2 separate regions of the Homo sapiens genome follow, and region 1 is linked to region 2. A link is a loop called in an ENCODE intact Hi-C map of the cell type or tissue named here. Cell type or tissue: PC-3. All regions are shown on one strand. Each heading gives the region's core, and the rest is flanking DNA. Links, peaks and the distances in the headings are about the cores only.

What was found. Peaks named below come from ENCODE experiments on the same cell type or tissue, not always from the same donor. Only the 100,000 strongest peaks of a DNase experiment are listed, where the experiment ranks them.
Region 1: a loop joins it to region 2, with 3.0 times the contacts of the local background. A loop is called at or near these places in 6 of 110 quality-filtered maps.

What each region holds. Positions count from the first base shown.
Region 1 is chr6:131,252,334-131,262,064 of GRCh38, reverse strand. The region is part of intron 7 of AKAP7 (A-kinase anchoring protein 7); the gene reads right to left. Among named protein-coding and RNA genes, the nearest start is that of AKAP7, 120 kb to the right of the region's middle. In PC-3, for the core only: no CTCF peak of the experiment used is centred there; no DNase peak of the experiment used is centred there; H3K27ac peaks cover 3,831 bases.
Region 2 is chr6:131,203,039-131,212,769 of GRCh38, reverse strand. All of the region lies in intron 6 of AKAP7 (A-kinase anchoring protein 7), which reads right to left. Among named protein-coding and RNA genes, the nearest start is that of AKAP7, 72 kb to the right of the region's middle. In PC-3, for the core only: no CTCF peak of the experiment used is centred there; no DNase peak of the experiment used is centred there.

The DNA of each region.
Region 1 (9,731 bases), core at 659-8,658, 50 kb before region 2:
AGCTTTGACGGTCCCTATTCTGTGTTACTGGGACACCTCCTTGGAGACAGTAACCTCTCCTCAAAGGTCTGAGTCTCGGCTATGTGGGGGTCCTTCCCACAAGTAACCCAGCCTAAAAGTTACTATCTTTTCCCTCAGTATTGCCTTTCCACCCTTTATTCCTCCAAAACTTACTTAACTAATTCCCTACGTTAAATTCTCTCTGTTAAAGCAACTGGTGTAGTTTCTATTTTCTTGGTTAGATTCTAAATGATACAAACTACTTCTTCATTTCCCCCCCACAATGTTTTATTTACAGCGGACTAAGACATGAACGACAGAGGCAAAGGGTACAAAGGAACAGCTATGAGCTTGAAGTTTTTTAGAAAAAAATGCGTATTTCATGAACTTGATTCTCCATAAAACAATTTATGTCTTTCAATATTCAAATTTAACAGTTTTACTACATATTTTTAGGCTCTGTAAAATCTGTAAATCTGATTTTACATTGGAGGTTCAGTAGGTTAAGTACAGTACTGGGTATATAATAGCATCTCAATGAATTTTTATGTTAAATTTACCAAACTAATTTTAGAGAAAATTAATTTAAACCTAAATGTGGACAAAATAGTTTCATAAAAATTTTATTTATAAAGACAATAATACAATAGACATTACACCTTAGTTTATTATCTCTAGGATTCATTGGTACCAACTGCCAGCTGTTACCATTAGTTCAATAATTGGTATTTTATGTGGTATGTAAGTGTTACAACAATGTATTTGAGCCCAAACTTGTATGTTATACTTCTATCTTAAAGCATATTTGTTGGTCTTAAAGCCATTAATTTAAAATATTCTTTTTTTTTTTTTTTTGGAGACAGAGTTTTGCTCTTGTTGCCCAGGCTGCATTCGCTCTTGTTGCGCAATGGTGCAATCTCAGCTCACTGCAACCTCCACCTCCTGGGTTCAAGCGATTCTCCTGCCTCAGCCTGCTGAGTAGCTGCGATTACAGGCATGTGCCACTACGCCCAGCTAACTTTGTATTTTTAGTAGAGAAGGGGTTTCTCCATGTTGGTCAGGCTGGTCTCAAACTCCCAACCTCAGGTGATCCACCCACCTCGGCCTCCCAAAGTGCTGGGATTACAGTCATGAGCCACTGTGCCGGGCCATTAAAATATTCATTTAATAGTGACTATAAATTAAGGAAAATAAAAAGGTAGACATTTTTTCATGAAAATTTTGGTGTTCTAAGCAAAAATTAACAAGTGGAATCTAATTAAACTAAAAAGCTTCTGCACAGCAAAAGAAACTATTATCATAGTGAACAGACAACCTAAAGAATGGGAGGAAATTTTGCAATCTATCCATCTGACCAAGGGCTAATATCCAGAATCTACAAAGAACTTAAACAAATTTACAAGAAAAAAACAAACCACCCCATTAAAAAGTGGGCAAAAGACATGAACAGACACTTCTCAAAAGAAGACATCTGTGCAGCCAACAAATATATGAAAAACAGCTCAGCATCACTGATCATTAGAGAAACGCAAATCAAAACCACAATAAGATACCATCTAATACCAGTTAGAATGGCGATTATTAAAATGTCAAGAAATAACAGATGCTGGCGAGGCTGGAGAAACAGGAACACTTTTACACTGTTGGTGGGAATGTAAATTAGTTCAACCACTGTGGAAGACAGTGTGGAGATTCCTCAAAGACCCAGAACCAGAAATACCATTTGACCCAGCAATCCCATTACTGGGTATATGCCCAAAAAAATATAAATCATTCTATTATAAAGATACACGCACACGTATGTTTATTGCAGCACTATTCACAATAGCAAAGACATGGAATCAACCCAAATGCCCATCAATGATAGACTAGATAAAGAAAATGTGGTACATATACACCATGGAATACTATGCAGCCTTAAAAAGGAACAAGATCATGTCCTTTGCAGGGACATGGATGGATATGGAAGCCACTATCCTCAGCAAACTAACACAGGAACAGAAAAAAAAAACAAACACCACATGTTCTCACTTACAAGTAGGGGCTGAACAATGAGAGCACATGTACACAGGGAGGGGAACAGCACACACTGGGGCCTGTTGGGTGGATGAGGGGCAAGAGAGTATCCGGATAAATAGCTAATGCATGCAAGGCTTAATACCTGGGTGATGGGTTGATGGGTGGAGCAAACCACCATGGCACACATTTACCTAACAAACCTGCACACTCTGCACAGGTATCCCAGAACTTAAAATAAAATTTAAAAAAATTTTGCTCTTCCATTTAAATTGTTCGGTGACTTAAAATAGTTTGAAAATTCTGCCTTAAAAAATCTTCTCTCAGGCAATTTATTATGAATTACTAATACAAAATTTGACTATGAGAACTTCTCTATTTTATGATCCCATTTCAGTATTTTCATTGTTTAAAACAAGATTTACTGCAAACATAATTAGAATACTACTGGGTTTAATGTATCTTTACCACTGGCTTCTAAGACCACCAAAAGAAAATGTGTTAAACTAACACTCACTGTCCTAATTCTGTTCCCCTAGAGCCATACAAAACAACTCTTCTTTTGCTTCCACATTAAAGAGCCCTCTAAATGTTCTAAGACCACTAATTCTTCTACCTTCTCTCCTCCCAGCTAAGCTGCCTGAGTCCTTCAGCTTTCCTCTTGTGATGTGGTTTCCAGGCTCGTCACCATCCTGGCCTCCCTCAGGTCACACTCCAGCTGGCCAGTACTCTAAACAAAGTCTGACTACAATAGCCCTAGATAGAAAGTCTGAGATTAACAAGTCATCTGCTTGCCAGTTTATCAGCTATCAATCAAATCCTGAAAAGGCTGCATTTCACAGCTAACTTTAGCTGAACATTTAAAATGCTTAGAAAGTGTGAATTATATTTTTGCTTAAACAGTCAGATATGAGACATCAAACTGAAGCCTGATGTAATTCACATGGCAAATGCCAACAACTACTATCTGACCTCGAAGTCAGGAGAGAAGCCGGGGAGGGGCTCTGAGCCAGGTCGTTTAGAGTGAATCACCCTTTCCACCTGATTCCTTCTTCCCTCTCCCATCAGCACTACAAACTAGGTAACTAGGTGAGCTCTGACTCCCTTGGGAATATGAGATCCTCTGTCAATCCACACCAAGCATCTTGTTTGTATATCACTTTCTCCCTGGCACTACATAGATACATAATAGGTTTATTAATGTTCTTGACTAAATTCATAAGTTTTGGGGGAAAGTATATAAATAAGTGCAGAAAATTATAAGCCTCAAATATCTCTGATTTAACCTTTAATAAAATTAACAACATTTATGTTCTAGTTACCATATAATTTAAGTTAAAGCTATACTTATTCTTTATATTTTCATCATACAGTTCCGCTTTTGTCTATGACTATTTGCTAAGGGCAAAGAACTTTACCATGCAACTGAAAGATTTATTTTAATAGTTTCAAGGTCTGTTAACTTGTAACTCACATTATGAATGTTAGTCACAGAAGATTTTATTTGCTAAGATGTTTGCTGTAGGAACTGTTTGTTCATGTCAAGTTGTAAATCCTGCCTGGGATAGAAGCTTAAGGTAATTTCCAATTTGGGTAGTAATTAACTCACTCTCAGTGACTTAGCTATGGAACTCCCTGGGCATGTAAGAGGCATGGCTTTGCTTGTTAGACTGAAAGCATCAATCAATATCCTTTATCTTGGCTTTTTACGTTCAAGGCATAATAAACTTTGAGGTCTCACAGATTTCTTTTTACAAGGCCATGTAACTTTTTAAAGAAAGAATCCATTAGTAGGAAGCATGTGTTACTCATCATCATACCTTTCAGAACACCTGGCTCAGAGTTTTCTGAATCATGGGCTCAACAACATTAATTGAAGTGAACCTGCTATTCCTTAACAGCAGCTCTGACTTAAGGCTACATTTCATTGCAACTAAAATGGAACATGAATAGTAAGTCAGAGAACTCTCACTTCTTCACTAGGTTTGGTAATATTTGTTTCGGAATACACACTGGGACATGGCATCTAATAAACTCAGAAAATATAATTTCCCTGCAACAAAAAAAGTGTATTAATTGTGTAACCACAGTCACCTTAGAAGTCAGCTTGGCATAACTATGGTTTTATTTCTACTTATATACACACTGAGTGTCCCCTAAATCAAGCAAGTGTAAACAAAGAAAAAAGGGAGGATTTACTGCTTCATGTAGTGCAGAAGGTCTTGGGCATGGCTGAACTCAGAGGCTCAGACACTCATCAGGACTCTCTCCTTCCCTAGGCTTACTTTCCTCTGTGCTGGCTCCATTCTCAGAACGACTCTTCCTGATGGTACTTGCTCTACAGTACCAAGTACTGTGATCTTAGGATGACAGCCTTTCTGCTCACAACCCAAAAGGAAGACAGGCTCTCTATCAAATCTCAAGGAAGATCATGGTTGACTTTGCTAGGACCACATGTCTCTCCTGGGGCAGGAAGTAAGGCCTCATGATGGACAAGACCCCAAGAAGTGGGGGAAAGAGTTCCCCATTCCCCATAGGAAATTAGGCTGTGCAGATCAATGCTGCAAGTCTACTCAAAAATTCAAGGTCTGACATTCCAAGTGCCTTTTTATCTCTACTGCATAAGGTAGAAATAAAAGCATAGTTCTGCCAAGCTGACTTTTTTTTTTTTTTTTTTTTTTGAGACAAGGCCTCACTTTGTCACCCAGGCTGGAGTACAGTGGTGCAATCATGGCACTTCAGCCTCCCGAGTAGTTGGGACTACAGGTACACATTATCACACCCAGTTAATTTTTGCCATGTTGCCCAAGCTCAAGCTGACTTCTTACTGCGGCTATGCAATTAACACACTATTTGCTGCAAAGAAATTTATATTTACTGAGTCTATTATATGCCAAGCACAGTGTCAGGAATTTTATAGGCATTAGCTTATTTAATTTTCTCAATAGGTAGATACTGTTTAAGACAAATGCACAGAAAAAAATCTTAGAGAAGTTAAACGGTAAATGTCAGAACCAAAAGTGCAAACTGAGCCATTTTGTCTCTAGAGCCTCCATTTTTCTACCATATAGACATTGAGAATTTTGAAACTCTTTTGAGTTGGGCTGTCATCATCACTGCTTATCTTTTATTTTTTATTTCATTATTTTACTATAAATATTTCCCAAGAGCACTTGGGATAATTTGGTCTTATTAAAATGCAAATCCATGGCTGGGTGCAGTGGCTCACATCTATAATCCCAATACTCTGGGAGGCCGAGGTGGGAGGATCACTTGAGGCCAGGAGTTTGAGACCTGCTTGGGCCATCTCTTTAATAATAATAATAATAATAATAATAATGTCCCAGGAAGGAGTAATTCAGATATGAAACTTTCTTTTATTAGCCAAAAGCTTTCGGTATATCAGAGTCCTGCTGCTTCTTTCATGGCCCCCCAGGAAGATGACACAGGACAGACCACATCACACTGCTGAAGGACAGGGCTTTTGGATACAGCTCATGGCAGTCAATGGCTCTACTGGGGGCTGGGAATAATTCTACAACCTTGCTATTCCTCATGGAAATTATTCAACATTTGATGGTAGAATCCTGCAAACTCTAAAAATGTCAGAATAACAAGAAGGAATCCAGTTACCACATAGCCTATGAATTAATAGATGGAATCAGGAAGGTAAGATAAGAATAGTAAGTACTAGCATTTGCTCTAATGTTCCTTTACTTGATTTTAGAAACATAAGCCTCCTAATTACAAATTATTTAATAAAGGGAAAATCTAACCTTTAGTGACTATGGTTAAATGTTTGTTTTACCTTGCACACCATTCCTGCTGCTACCACAATATTACCCACAGAAATCTTACGCAAAATGTAGTCTCAGGTTACACACAATACCTCTGGCTTCACTGCTTCAGAAAGAGGGCAGCAGATGCTGAGCTGCCTAGGATCCCAGCCTTCTACCAGCTCTCAGCCCCATGGCACCCCGGGAGACTGTAACTGAGAAATCCCCCACACTTCTGGCTTTCAGCAACTTGCACTCTTAAATGAGACAGGGAGCATCTATTTTCTAACAGTTGCATTTAATAAGCAGTCTTGAACATAATCCTAGCATAGTACTTGGCACACAGTAAACATTAAATAAATTAAGAGGAGGAGAAAAAGAGGGGAAGTCAAAGAGGAAGATTTGGAGGAGGAGGAAGAGAAAGAATTGCATCACATCTATATCACTCATTCTTTTATTCCCTAGACTCTTAGCTCTAAGGGGCAAATGAGAAAATATGAATTAAACAAGAGTAGTTCAACCCCCACTTCTTAAATCTGAGGAACTGAAGCCCTGAGATGTTAGCAGCTTGCTCAGACAGACAGGATGTAATAGCAGAGCTGGGTTTCCCATCCAGCTCTCTGTCCTCCCAGGCCTGTGCTCTGTCTACAGTAAGAACTGCATGCCAAGCAATGGGCCATATGTTTTTAACAGGCAGTGGCAGAACTGGAGTTATGCTGTGTCCCCTGTGGGCAAACACATTTTTACTGGCAAGGAAGAAAAATAAAGTGTCACTGTCCTTTGATGGGAGGTTCCCTATCCTCATTCCCTGGGGCCCAGAATGTAAAGTCTAAGTGTGAGCCTGTTAAAATGTTTCTCTGGTACGTTCAGTAACCAAAGCTCTTCATGGGTTCCAACATTAACCAGTTATTCCATATTCTATCATCTGATAGGCTGATTGACACTGAAGCTCTCTCACACTCACAAGAAATGTGTATCATTCCCTTCATCGACAAACATTTAGAACATGCCTCCTCTGGGTAACACGCTATGTTAGGGTCTGGTGCCACTAAGAGAGATGTACGACACCTACCCTGAATACGAGGTGTTTGAAATCCATGTGATAAGATAGAGCAGACATGTGAAAGGTAACCATGAAGTCAGCATATCTTAGGTGCAAATGAGAAGAGCAAAGTATAAGGCTATAGGATTTCTAGGATGACTTCTAGGTAATTGGAAAATCTAAATATAGATGTCCTTGTGTAAAATTTGATCACCTTTATGGTAATTACGGTTATATATATGTATTCACCAGACATTAAATCCACACTGCATACCTCAATTTATGGATTAATGTAATATCAGAAATTATCTCAACATTTGACTCATATTTATAAAATGAGTACTATAAATGGTCCCAGTAATTCATCCCACACAAAAAGACTATACTAACACATATTTCATGTATAAAATTAAAATGTGTCTTGTTAAAACACATACTTATTCTAATATTTTATTTTCAGCCATCACAGAATATCAGGACTAGAAAGAAACTGAGTTGTCAGTGCATTCATTCATTAGCAAGTCCATTCTCCCCTTACAACATCCCTAGAAGGTGATGTCCTTATGATGTCCCCATCCTGTCCTTGAATACTTTCAGTGACAAGAGACTAACTCATGAGGTAGGTCAGTTCATCTTTACCATTCATCCATTTAATTCTACATAAAAGCAGTGTACTTCAAAATGGGAAAATCAGCAACAGCAAAAGAGAAAATAAAATGTTTTCTAATTAGTTACAGAGGTATCTACATAGTTATTAAGTTTTCTTGTGAGGTTTGCTTAATAAGATAGATAACCCAGAGTGGTCCATATGCCTCTGCAATATTGACCACTGTGGGTTATCTGCAATGACATTTCTGTTCATGATAGACATTCCTTTCAGGCAGCTCAATATGAGAAATTAGGTAATTCAAATAAATCAAGTTCTATATAAGTAGTCAGCAAAAACTACATTGGAAAATACCTATAGTATTTGTTAAACCTATAATATTTCCAGTAATTTTTAATGTTAACAATGTTCCCGTAGAGCAAGAGAAAGAGCCTAATCTTCCAAGAAACATGAATTTATTGGCAGTGTATTCTACTTACTGTGGTGAAAAATACAGTTTGGAAAAATGTTTAATTTCCAAGATTTAAACAAAAAAGTGTTTTGTGCTGCACTAATTAATAAATAAACCATGACAAGCTCTGCTGTATTTGACTATTCAGCCCACTGGCAAAATTTCTAGCAATCCCACTACTGGGTATCTATCCACAGAAAAGGAGATCAGTGTATCAAAGGAATACCTGCACCCCGATGTTTACTGCAGCATTATTCACAAGAGCCAAATACGGAATCAACCTAACTTTCCATCAATAGATGAATGGATAATGAAAATGTGGTATATATATACTATGGAATACGATTCAGCCATAAAAAAGAATAAAATCCTGTCATTTTCAGCAACATGGATGGAAATGTAGGTCATTACAGGAAGTGAAATAAGCCAGGCACATAAAGACAAATATTGTATGTTCTCATTCCTATGTTGGAGCTTATAAATAAATAAATAAATAAATAAATAAATAAATAAGTAGATCTCATGGAGATAGAGTGGAATGATGGTTACCAGAGGCTGGGAAGTTGTAGGGGAGAAAGATGATGAGAGGTTAATAGGTACAAACACAGTTAGATAGAAGGAATTGGTTCTAATGTTTGACAGCACAGTAAGGTGACTATAGTTAAAAACATTTATTGTACATTCCAAAATAGCTGGAAGTTGAAATATTCCCGCCACAAGGAAATGATAAATGTTTGAGGTGATGGATATCCTAATTGCCCTGATTTGATCCTTACACATTGCATGCATGTACCAAAATATCACATGCCCCATAAATATGTACAACGATTATGTATCAATTCAAATTGCATAAGAATATTTCTGGGTATGCATATAGTTAACTTTCTACAGCTTAGGCTCCCACACAACTAGTTGATTTAAAAAAATCATCATTTGCTATCAATAGACTAAAACAGTAGCACTAATAAATCAATTAAATTAGAATTATTTCTATCTACCACCACCACCAAACGGCAAAAGCAGGATAAAATAGCAGCAGGAGAGGGGAGGGGTCACTTGACTCTTACCACTTGACCAACTGGGTATATCCTTGCTGTATCTCTGTAGGACTGCAGAGGACGAGCTTTCCAACTCACCTGTGTTTTGAGAATAACACCCACAAATTTAAACTTTCACCAAAAACTCATCAAATTCTCCATAATTTGGGCTACCTTCAAGGAGGAACATTCTAGGGCCACCGCCTGTTACAGAATTAGAAGAAGTGAGTATTCACATTTTTGTGCTCTGCTTTTAGTAGATGCTCAAGGAGTACATTGCTCAGAGTAGGCTAACAAGGCTATTAGGAGATGACACAAAGATAAATAAGACCCAGGAGGTTACGGTACAATCGAGCAGCAAGATCAGAAAAAAGCTGGACCCTCCCAAATGTCTATTATGGATTCTTTCACATTATCAGCACAACTTACAGACTAGATACCCACAGTTTGTGCTAATTTATATGTTCCTTGAGGCACGCTGAGCAATAAATTCTCTGCCACTTTTTAAATGTCCCCTTTATAAGTACTGTTAGGCACTTATTACCAGAAGGACAGTGATGCCTGGCACAGAAGCCTATCTTTAGACCATCCTGTACCAGAGAAATTAAACACTGCATCAGGAAACAGCTCTACAATGTGCATATGTGTTTCCATGGGGAGTGTGAACGGAGTATGAAGCAGATTAGGAAGAGAAAACCAGTGAAGTAACCACAAAATCAGACAGATGAAAGAATGATGGGCAGAAAATGGAGAGGACCCAGGGGGCCATCAGGAGTGAATGGGGGCAGGGGTGCAAATGCAT
Region 2 (9,731 bases), core at 1,090-9,089:
CCCCCTCATTCTAACCCCCAACATCATTCTCAATAGGATACCTTACTTAACCTAACTCAGCCTCTTACTCTGCCTAACTACCCAGGAGTATTCCCTGCATACTACTTAGAAAAGATGCCCCTGTCTAACAGAGGAAGGACTCCAACAACTGAATGTTACAAGAACTGGGTGAAGAAATGGGAAAGACATAGTGGCATTGCGATTTACATTGACACCCCTATAACTTAGGAAATGGAACAAGGAAGAAAGGTGCTCAATGATACAAGCCTTTCACCTTATTTGGTTTGGAACTGTTCCCTGGACATCGTAACAGATATAAGGGAGTCTGATGGGAAAAAAACAATAGCTAAATATGGAACAGTCATTAAACATATGACCCAAGAATCATGTGTAGCCCTTAAACCAATTTTAAAATGAATGTTTCTCTCCAGATAGAGCAAGAAATGTAAACAAAGACTTTCTAAGTATGACACACATGGCTATGTAAAATAATTTTTATATAACATTCAACCGGAACCTTGCCCACATTTCAAACTTAAACATTTAATTGTGAAATTTCCCCTTGTTTACTTTAAAATACAGATCGTCCCTGACTTAGGATGATTCAACATATGATATTTCAACTTTACGACGTGTGAAAGCAACATGCATTCAGTAGAACCCATACTTCGAGTACTAACACAACCATTGTTTTTTCACTTTCAGTGCAATATTCAATAGCTTACATGAGATATGCAACACTTTACTATAAAATGGGTTTTGTGTTAGATGATTTTGCCCAACTGTAGGCTAATGTAAGTGTTCTGAGCACATTTAGGTAGGCTAGGCTAGGCTATCAGGTTTGATAAGGTAAATGTATTAAATGCATTTTTAACTTACAACTTGTTCAATTTATGATGGGCTTATCAGAATGTAACCCTATCATAAACTGAGGAACATCTGTATAGAATTACAGGGATTACATAAATTTTCTTTCTTTTTTTTTTTTTTTTTTTTTGAGACGGAGTCTCACTCTGTCTCCCAGGCTGGAGTGCAGTGGCGTGATCTCGGCTCACTGCAACCTCCGTCTCCCGGGTTCTCGCCATTCCCCTGCCTCAGCCTCCCAAGCAGCTGGGACTACAGGTGTCCGCCACCATACCTGGCTAATTTTTTGCATTTTTTTTTTTTTAGTAGAGATGGGGTTTCACCGTATTAGCCAGGATGGTCTCAATCTCCTGACCTCGTGATCCGCCCACCTCAGCCTCCCAAAGTGCTGGGATTACAGGCGTGAGCCACCGCGCCCATCTGGATTACATAAATTTCCTAATGCACTCAGAGTCAGCCTGTATCTATAAACATTAGATTTGCTTTTTAAAAGTACAGTTAAAATAGGCATCAAACCAGTCAGTAATTTCCACCCAGCCTTTTCTTTTAGAGATTTCAAAAATTAAGAAAGAATATTTTCCAAATTTTGAGAAGCACTTCAAGACTAATAAAAAAAGCAGTGAGTGGGGCAGGAAAAGAAAAAATTGACAAAAGACAAGGATTTTGTATCTTAAGATAATAGAATGCAAAAAATTATATACACTGGCATATTCCCCTTTTGCTATACCCACTGGGTGCTACCATTGCTCACACAGACCCCAGAAAGCTTAACAAGCCAAACGACACCATCTTCTCCATGTCCATCACATACCCACTTTGTACATCTTAGGTACCTGCCAATAAGGATATATGTGTGATGGAAAAGTTACCACCTGTTGAGAAGTACGTTTGATTTGATTTCCCTATCCATTCAGCTTATTCCCAAGTGACCACTCCCTGGTAAATTAAATTCTAGAGATATTTGGCCTGGAAGTCCAAGAGCACAAAGTTTACCATTTTCTGATTGTCAGGGTAGGTCAGGGAGGGTGAAGAGCAAGGTGGGATCCAAGGGGACCAAGTCGTGAAACATGGAATGGGTAAGATTAGGGAGAGGCTGTTGCCAAAGGTGCAGGATCACTACAGGGAGTCACAAGGAACATTCTCCCAGGTAATGAATGGCCAATGAAAATCCCACAGTAGTGCTGGAGACCAAACCGGAAATTACTGTGAAAGAAATATTCTGCTCTAAATAAAGTTACACAACAAATTATTATAATTAGATCCAGCTGTGGGGAAGGCAATCCCCAAGGAAGGAAGAGAGGTAGTTTCATACTCTGGTCTTCAGCTTAGGGACAGTATAAAGATACAGTTGCACTGAAAGGCCTTAAAGATGGATCTCCAAAATGGTGTCACAAACCTGGCCAACAGTTAAATATACTGCCATCAGTAGGGTTTAGAAATAGAACACCTCCTGTAGGAACAAAACTGGAATTCCTGTAGCCAAGGGTGGCTAGTCCCTAAGATGATATGAGTAAGTTCTGTTAGGTCCTCAACTACAGATAAAGTGAGGATTGGCCCTGGCAAAGAGGCCAACAACCTTTTTGTCTTTTAATTTACTAGAGTAACCAATTGAAAGAGAACTGAACTGGTTTAGTATTTTGAAGAACCAGTATTATTCTATTTTTAAGGTATCTTTCCTTGAGAGAGTAAGATTCTGATGGTCAAAATAAACCAGCTCATATGTAGAAATGGAAGTATAATTCTGATATAAACTAGTTATGGTTTTGGATTGCAACCTTAATTCCTTCTCATATCTGAGTCCCTCAAGAAGAATACAGCTTTACCTTCTTTCACTATGCAGTTAATTATTTTAATAAGAGTTGGTTGGCCAATCTTTCCAGTGACAGAAAATCTTCTTGCCATCCAAATAATTCCAGCTGGTTTGCTTTTATGTGACCATTTGAGTGGGTCAGTAATTAGCTGTCACTTACTAAACAAGGTAAATAGTTCTGCATCAACACCATTTTGGAATAAAATCTTAGGTTTTCTTGACCATATATTCTATTTTGTCTTTACCCATAATCAATCCACTGTGGGACTTGCCAGTTGCCTATATTTTCATGATGTTCCACTTTGTCCTTGACTAAGAAAATGAAAATTACCAGCTGACAGAAGTTTCAAAATGTCTAAAAACGACTCGCTGAGAAAAACATTTTTCCCATAACTAACGGTAATCTTTGAGATAGAATTTTTATATTTAATATAATTAAGGCAAACACATGCAATTTTAATTAACTTGAATACTCTGATACTGCATCTTTTAATATAAGTTCTAAAACTCTGTTTCTTCAATTACACTTAAATCAGAAGTTTATCGGGCTGGGTGTGGTGGCTCACGCTTGTAATCCCAGCACTTTGGGAGGCCGAGGCGGGTGGATCACAAGGTCAGGAGATCCAGACCATCCTGGCTAACATGGTGAAATCCCGTCTCTACTAAAAATACAAAAAATTAGCCGGGCATGGTGGCGGGCACCTGTAGTCCCAGCTATTCAGGAGGCTGAGGCAGGAGAATGGCGTGAACCCAGGAGGCAGAACTTGTAATGAGCCGAGATCGCACCACTGCACTCCAGCCTGGGAGTCAGAGCGAGACTCCATCTCAAACAAACAAAAAAAAAATCAGATGCTTATCTGTAGATGCAACTGCTGGAAAATAAATATGTCCACAGAATCTATATGTTTAACAAAAAAAAAAATCACTTAAGCTGGAATTATCAAATCAGCATTTCCTAAGCCATGTTCTACCAAATACTAATGGCTACAAAACAGTCAGTGGAAAAAGGACTTGCTGGTCTGGTTGGGAAACAATGCTGAGTAGACTATACAACTGTTCAAAATATTTTCTGCCCCACCTGTGGTGTACCTTCCTGGAAGCAAATTATATATCCTGCTCTGTTACACTCAGAAGGAACCATGTGACTTGCTTTGGCCAATAAAATATGATCAGAAATGATGTGTGTCACTTCTTAGCAAAAGCTTTAAGAATCAGCATGTTCACCAACTCTCTTTCCTTTTGCCAGAAGAGCAGAAAAGTCCTAGATGGAGGCTGCCCAGCCACGGTCCTGAGTAAAGACAATGTGGAGCAGAGCCAGAGGATCCATTAACATGGGGGGAAAAAAAGAATCTCTGTTGTTGTAAGCTCTTGAGATTCACAATAAGCATTTGCATTTCAGAGAACCTAAGAAGTTCTGACATAAAGAATTTGATTAACTTTACTTAACCCATCATTGCTAACATTCATTGGATCACAGATCCCTGCCTCACATAAAACCCTGACAGATATTCAGAAAGAAAAATCTCAGAAAATGCTATTGAAGATACTTGCTTCAAATCTCCATTCCACTTTGAAGATTTAATATTAGGTTCACCAGTCATTTCTTCCAGGGTTTTCAAAGTTGTCAAAATCTCTAACAGAATCAAGATCAACCAGGAATCATTTGTAATCCTGACTTTAGTCAATTTCTAGAATTTCCCATAAAATAATTTAGCATTCTGTTTACTGTTTCTCAATTTTTAAAGACATACAAAGTACTGAAAGATTCCAAATGAATGTTAAGCAGGTTTACCTTTGTAAACATCATTTCCAATTGTTAAACAATTGTAAACTTGTTTTTTTTCAATATACAGAAATAGACAATACAACAGCATAAAGTTGAAAAATACATTAGAAACATAAGTGAAGGCACTTGTTATAAATAGTGCTCTTTAACACACAGTAGATGACAGTGTTGACTAATGTAATCTAGAGTATCTCAGAAGAAATTACATTCTACCTCATGAGAATTCACTGAATTTTTAGTGTTAAAAAGCCATTAAAACAAAGAGATTTGCTGTTTAATGTACTTGGAAATATGAAAAGTGACTCAAAAACAACTAAAAACTGTGAGTAATTAAGCCATCTGACACCGGGAGATTCAAAAATAGTTTACAGAAACAATCTGCTTTATCTTGCACCAAAGATATTTTTAAAGTTTTGTCTGGAATAATCAAGGTTCACTGAATAACCAGGGCATCTACAAATGCCCTCTTTGTGGGATGAAGGAAGGAAGTGGCAGGGTAGTCTCCAGGCTTCTCTGTGCCTCTCCTTTGTTAGAATGAAGGAATATTCTTTAAAATGTAGAGCCCTTGCCTATTCTGTCTCCCAGGTCAGGAGGGCCTCTACCACCAGCACTTCCACATAATTTGGTATTGACAGGATTTCTCTACCTCTCAGTTTCACTAAAGATGTAGTATGTGGCTGGGTGCAGTTGCTCACATCTGTAATCCCAACACTATGGGAGGCCAAGGTGTGAGGATCGTTTAAGGCCAGGAGTTCAAGACCAGCCTGGGCAACATAGCAACACCCCATATCTAAAAAAAAAAAAAAAAAAAAAAAAAATTTTAATTAGCCAGGCATGGTGTGCACACCTGTAGTCCCAGCTACTCAGGAGGCTGAGGCAGGAGGATCATTTGAGCCCAGGATTTGGAGGCTGCGATCAGCTATGATCATGCCATGAACTCTAGGTCTGGGCAACCAAGTGAGATCCTAGTTCTTTCAAAAAAAAAAAAAAATGTGTAGAGTATTTTTCCCATTGTCCTTGTTGCTCCATCTGGCTTCTAGGAGGACAAGTGAAAAGATTCAGATCTAAATTGCCCCTATCTTCCTATCAGTACTTGAAGACCTTTCTTCTTTCTGTCATTCTCCTTCCACACAGAAAAGAAAGCCAATATGAGGTTAAAAATATATATAACTGTGTGAAGCCAAATTAAGCAATTTGGTCAAACTGTTTACCTTATAGACATTTCAGGATAGCACAGGAGTCAAGAGTCCTTCTTTTACGATAAGTCAACAGAGATCGAGAGAGGTTATGTGATTTTGTCCAGGACTAAACAACAGGGCTAAAACAGGAAAGCTCATGCTCCTTTAAATTACTACAGGGATTCCTTTAAGAAGGAATAGTCTTAATGCTCCTGAGTTTTAACATGGTTTATAAAAGCTCACTGTCATGCAGACCCCCAAAAGTGAGTGGCAGTCAAACTATACCAGGCCCAGTTAACAAAATCCTGAAAAAATATGCAGAGATAGATAGATAGATAGATAGATGGATGGATGGACAGACAGACAGACAGACAGCTAGCTAGGTAGCTAGATAGATAGAAGTAAATAATGGTAGTGAGTGAAGAAAGATGACATCAGGGCTCACAGTTAGGGAGGGATGCAGAGTAAGGCTGAATTCAACCAACCTAGTATAGAAACTTTCCATTACAATTCTAGTTCTGTATATTCAATCACCAAACAATTCAGGAACTGGAATTTCCTCTTAATGGTAGCATCAGAACAAAATTTTCAACCATATGCTCTCCTTTTCCATTCCTACCAATGACTGTCCTATATCCTCTTCTCCACTCCCCTCAACATCATCATCATCATCAGGTCCAATGATCACCCTTCAGCCCTTACTTTTTGCATCTTGAATTCTGCCCTCAAAACAAACCAGTCTAAGTGAAAGTCGCTAATAATTTTCAAAGTTCATTTTTTTCATTCTAAAGTACTCTCATTTTCTGACTCTGTAAAACACTGCTGCAAAGAGGTGTCATGTTCATAAAACATGTCTTTGTCAGTTTAAGAGCTACAGTAGTAATTTGAAAGAGTCATAAATCAGGGAAGATACCTAAGAAGCCCAGAAAATAATTTGTGATTAAAAACAACTGATCTATACATTAGGCGATCACATTTATTTTTTGAGGATGTTATCACATTTATTTTTTGAGATCTGCATTAAGATGTTTGTTTGATTTGAAACTTGTCTTCTTCTGCCATCAAGTGTTAGCACATATTTCTAACCAACCAAGATTTGCAACATTGAAATCACTGAAACCCAAGTTCATTCAGTAAGAAAAATAAGTCCAAAAAGATACCGTACAAAAAGCATGAGGCTGAACAAGTTAGCGGACTAGCTATGTCAACTAAATTCTGAAAAAACTACAAATAACCTGAACTTTAGTTACTATTTCAGAGACAGTAATTTAATATGATTTTCTGAGGTTTCATTTGATGAAAAAAATTACAGAATACAATGATAATGATTCCTTTTGATGTTTTATTATGCAAAATACCCATTAGAATTTCATGAAACTAAGAATATGCAAAGCTGACACATTGACTAAATGTCTCCTGGTGTTAGAAAGATACATAATTGCCAAGAAAAGCCTTATGTTTCACAGAATCTGTCCTTAGCCTCAACTCAGCTCTCTAACTTGGGAACCAGAATATCATGCTGTCACAGAAGAAGTTTCACATCAGGACATTTGAGAGAGAGTTTCTGTATTTTCAAAATTTTGAACACAATATATTGAATGTTTAGTTCCCCACTGGGCTTTTGGTTACTACTACTACATGCAATTACCTGCCAACAAGTGCCTACCAGAGGACAGGACCCCGGAAGCCCAGGGACTTCTGCACCAAATACTGAACACCACTGGGAAACCCTCACACTAGATCTGTACGACCTCCCAGGGGGTGAATGCTCATCCCCTGCACCAGCCATCTGTCCACATCTTTAATGTCAATGAGATGTTTTACCTTCATAAACAGACTGATGATAGCTCTGACTTTGAATCTAATTTTTTAAGTTGACATGGGTAACAGCTTTTCAGGTTACTTTTTAAATGACAATGACTAGATGATTAAAAAAAAATCTCAATTGGTTTATCACTACAGAATATCGCATTATACCTCCTATAGACAATAATGAATGGACCGGCTATCTTACTATCTCAGAATTTTCCTATAATATTTCCTGTAATAATCCAGAGCATTCCTCTACACAGCACACCCCTTTTTACCAACAATCATCATGTCTACCCTGACAACAGTAGCACCAGTACTTTAGGTGCTTTTAGTGCATCAGTACTTTCAGTGCATCAGTATCATACATAAAATCATTTCCAGACTACCCTCTAGCAGGTCAAATTGAAATATAAGGAGGACACCATCTGGCTTCAGTCTTTAAAACAGAGCATCTCAACAGGAGATATCATTTAGCTCTTTTCCAGACAGTCTCACTATACACCACCCCTCCATACCAGAAACTGAAGGACCACTCCCATGACAATGGAAAATCTTCAGGTTTTCTGAATCCGGTGGCTGCCCCTCACTCCTGCATTGTCATGGGGCACCTAACTTTGCTCATCACCACTTCTTATTACACTCCACTCACCAAGGTCCCACCATTCCTCAGAACCCCAGCAAACCAAAATGGGAATCCTCAGCATGTCAAGGGGGATATACTATATTCTGAGTGACATTAAGGTCAGTTCTATTCACTGATCTACCGGAAAAATCATGGGCTAAGAGAGTAACTGTGGGAAGCCACTTTTTACCTCTAAAATGCGATGAAACACATTAAGGTGCTGGCAAGGCAAACCCAAGGAAACCATTTTATACAATTTTAATTACAGTATACATTTTATAGGATAGATTTTATATACTAAAGAGTATAGTATTTTATTTACTTTGTATGCTGTTATAGAATCCTTATATCTACTTCAGTAGCTGCTTATATCATTTATATGATTTACCATAATTGACTTAAACATTTCCCTATTGTTGTGGGAGTTATTTCTATTATTTCCCTATTATTGATAATACTTCAGTAAACATCTTTATGCATAAAGAACTTCTCTTTTTAAATTATTTCTTTAGAATAATATCAGCAGCTAGGACATCTTAAAGAAAATGAGATTTTTAACATTTTTTTAATGTCAGTTGCATAATTCATAGCTCAAAGGGCCATATCAATTTTATATGACCTCTGATAGTCTTTCTACCACGAGTTTATCCTAACAAATGTTCTTCTCATACACCACGGTTGGGAGTATAAATTGTCACTATTGCTTGACAAGGCAATCTGAGGTATTTCTGAAGGTTTATAATGTCTAATACCCTCTGCTCTTAGAATTCCACTTCAAAGAATTGGTTCTTTGAAATACTGGCATATCCACCCAAAGAAAAGTGAACAAGGAAGTTCATAACAGCATTGTTTGTGGTACCAAAGAAACAGAAATCAACCTAATTATTCATCAACAGAAGAATGTTTAAATTATGATAAATCAAAATAATATTGAGAGTTTTATTTCTGTTTTAAAGAAACTATATGCATGTATGTATGTCCATATATATTTGCAGCACATAGGAAAAGGTCTGGAAGGATCTACTGGCAGTGTTTACCTAGAGAGACATTCTGTTGGGAGGAAGTGGGTTGCAGGATGGTAATGAGGGAGTAACTCTACCTTTCACTCTATAGGTCTGTAAGTATTTGAATTGTTTACAGTAAGCATATATTCAGCTAATAATTTTATAATTAAAGTAACTTTTTAAATAAAGAATAACATACGTGAAATGAGTCCAATCTCCTAACATGCAAGTGGATTAAAAAAAAACTATTATTTCGCCACTCCCTTCTTTTATTTCACTATCAATCTAAATAACATGGAAAGCCAGCAATACATTCCACGATCATCTTTATTTAATGGTCACTTGCTTGTGACATTAGCTCAATGGATGGATTCAGAACAAAAATCTAGAAGAAAATTAGTGCCGAGAGAAGAAAATAGATAGCTGGAAATGTAAAAACGTTAAGACTGAGACTAAGGAACCATATATTTTCAAATAATCTACATACCAAACCACGAATTATAGTAAAGTAAATAAATGAAATCATCTTGTATGTATGCCACCTTTTCATACTGGTTTTAACCTTTACAGTAGATTTGCTGCATAAGAAACTGTTGGATATTTATTTAAGCCTGCAGGTCTTAAGTATATTCCTCTGCAGATCATCTGTATCAGA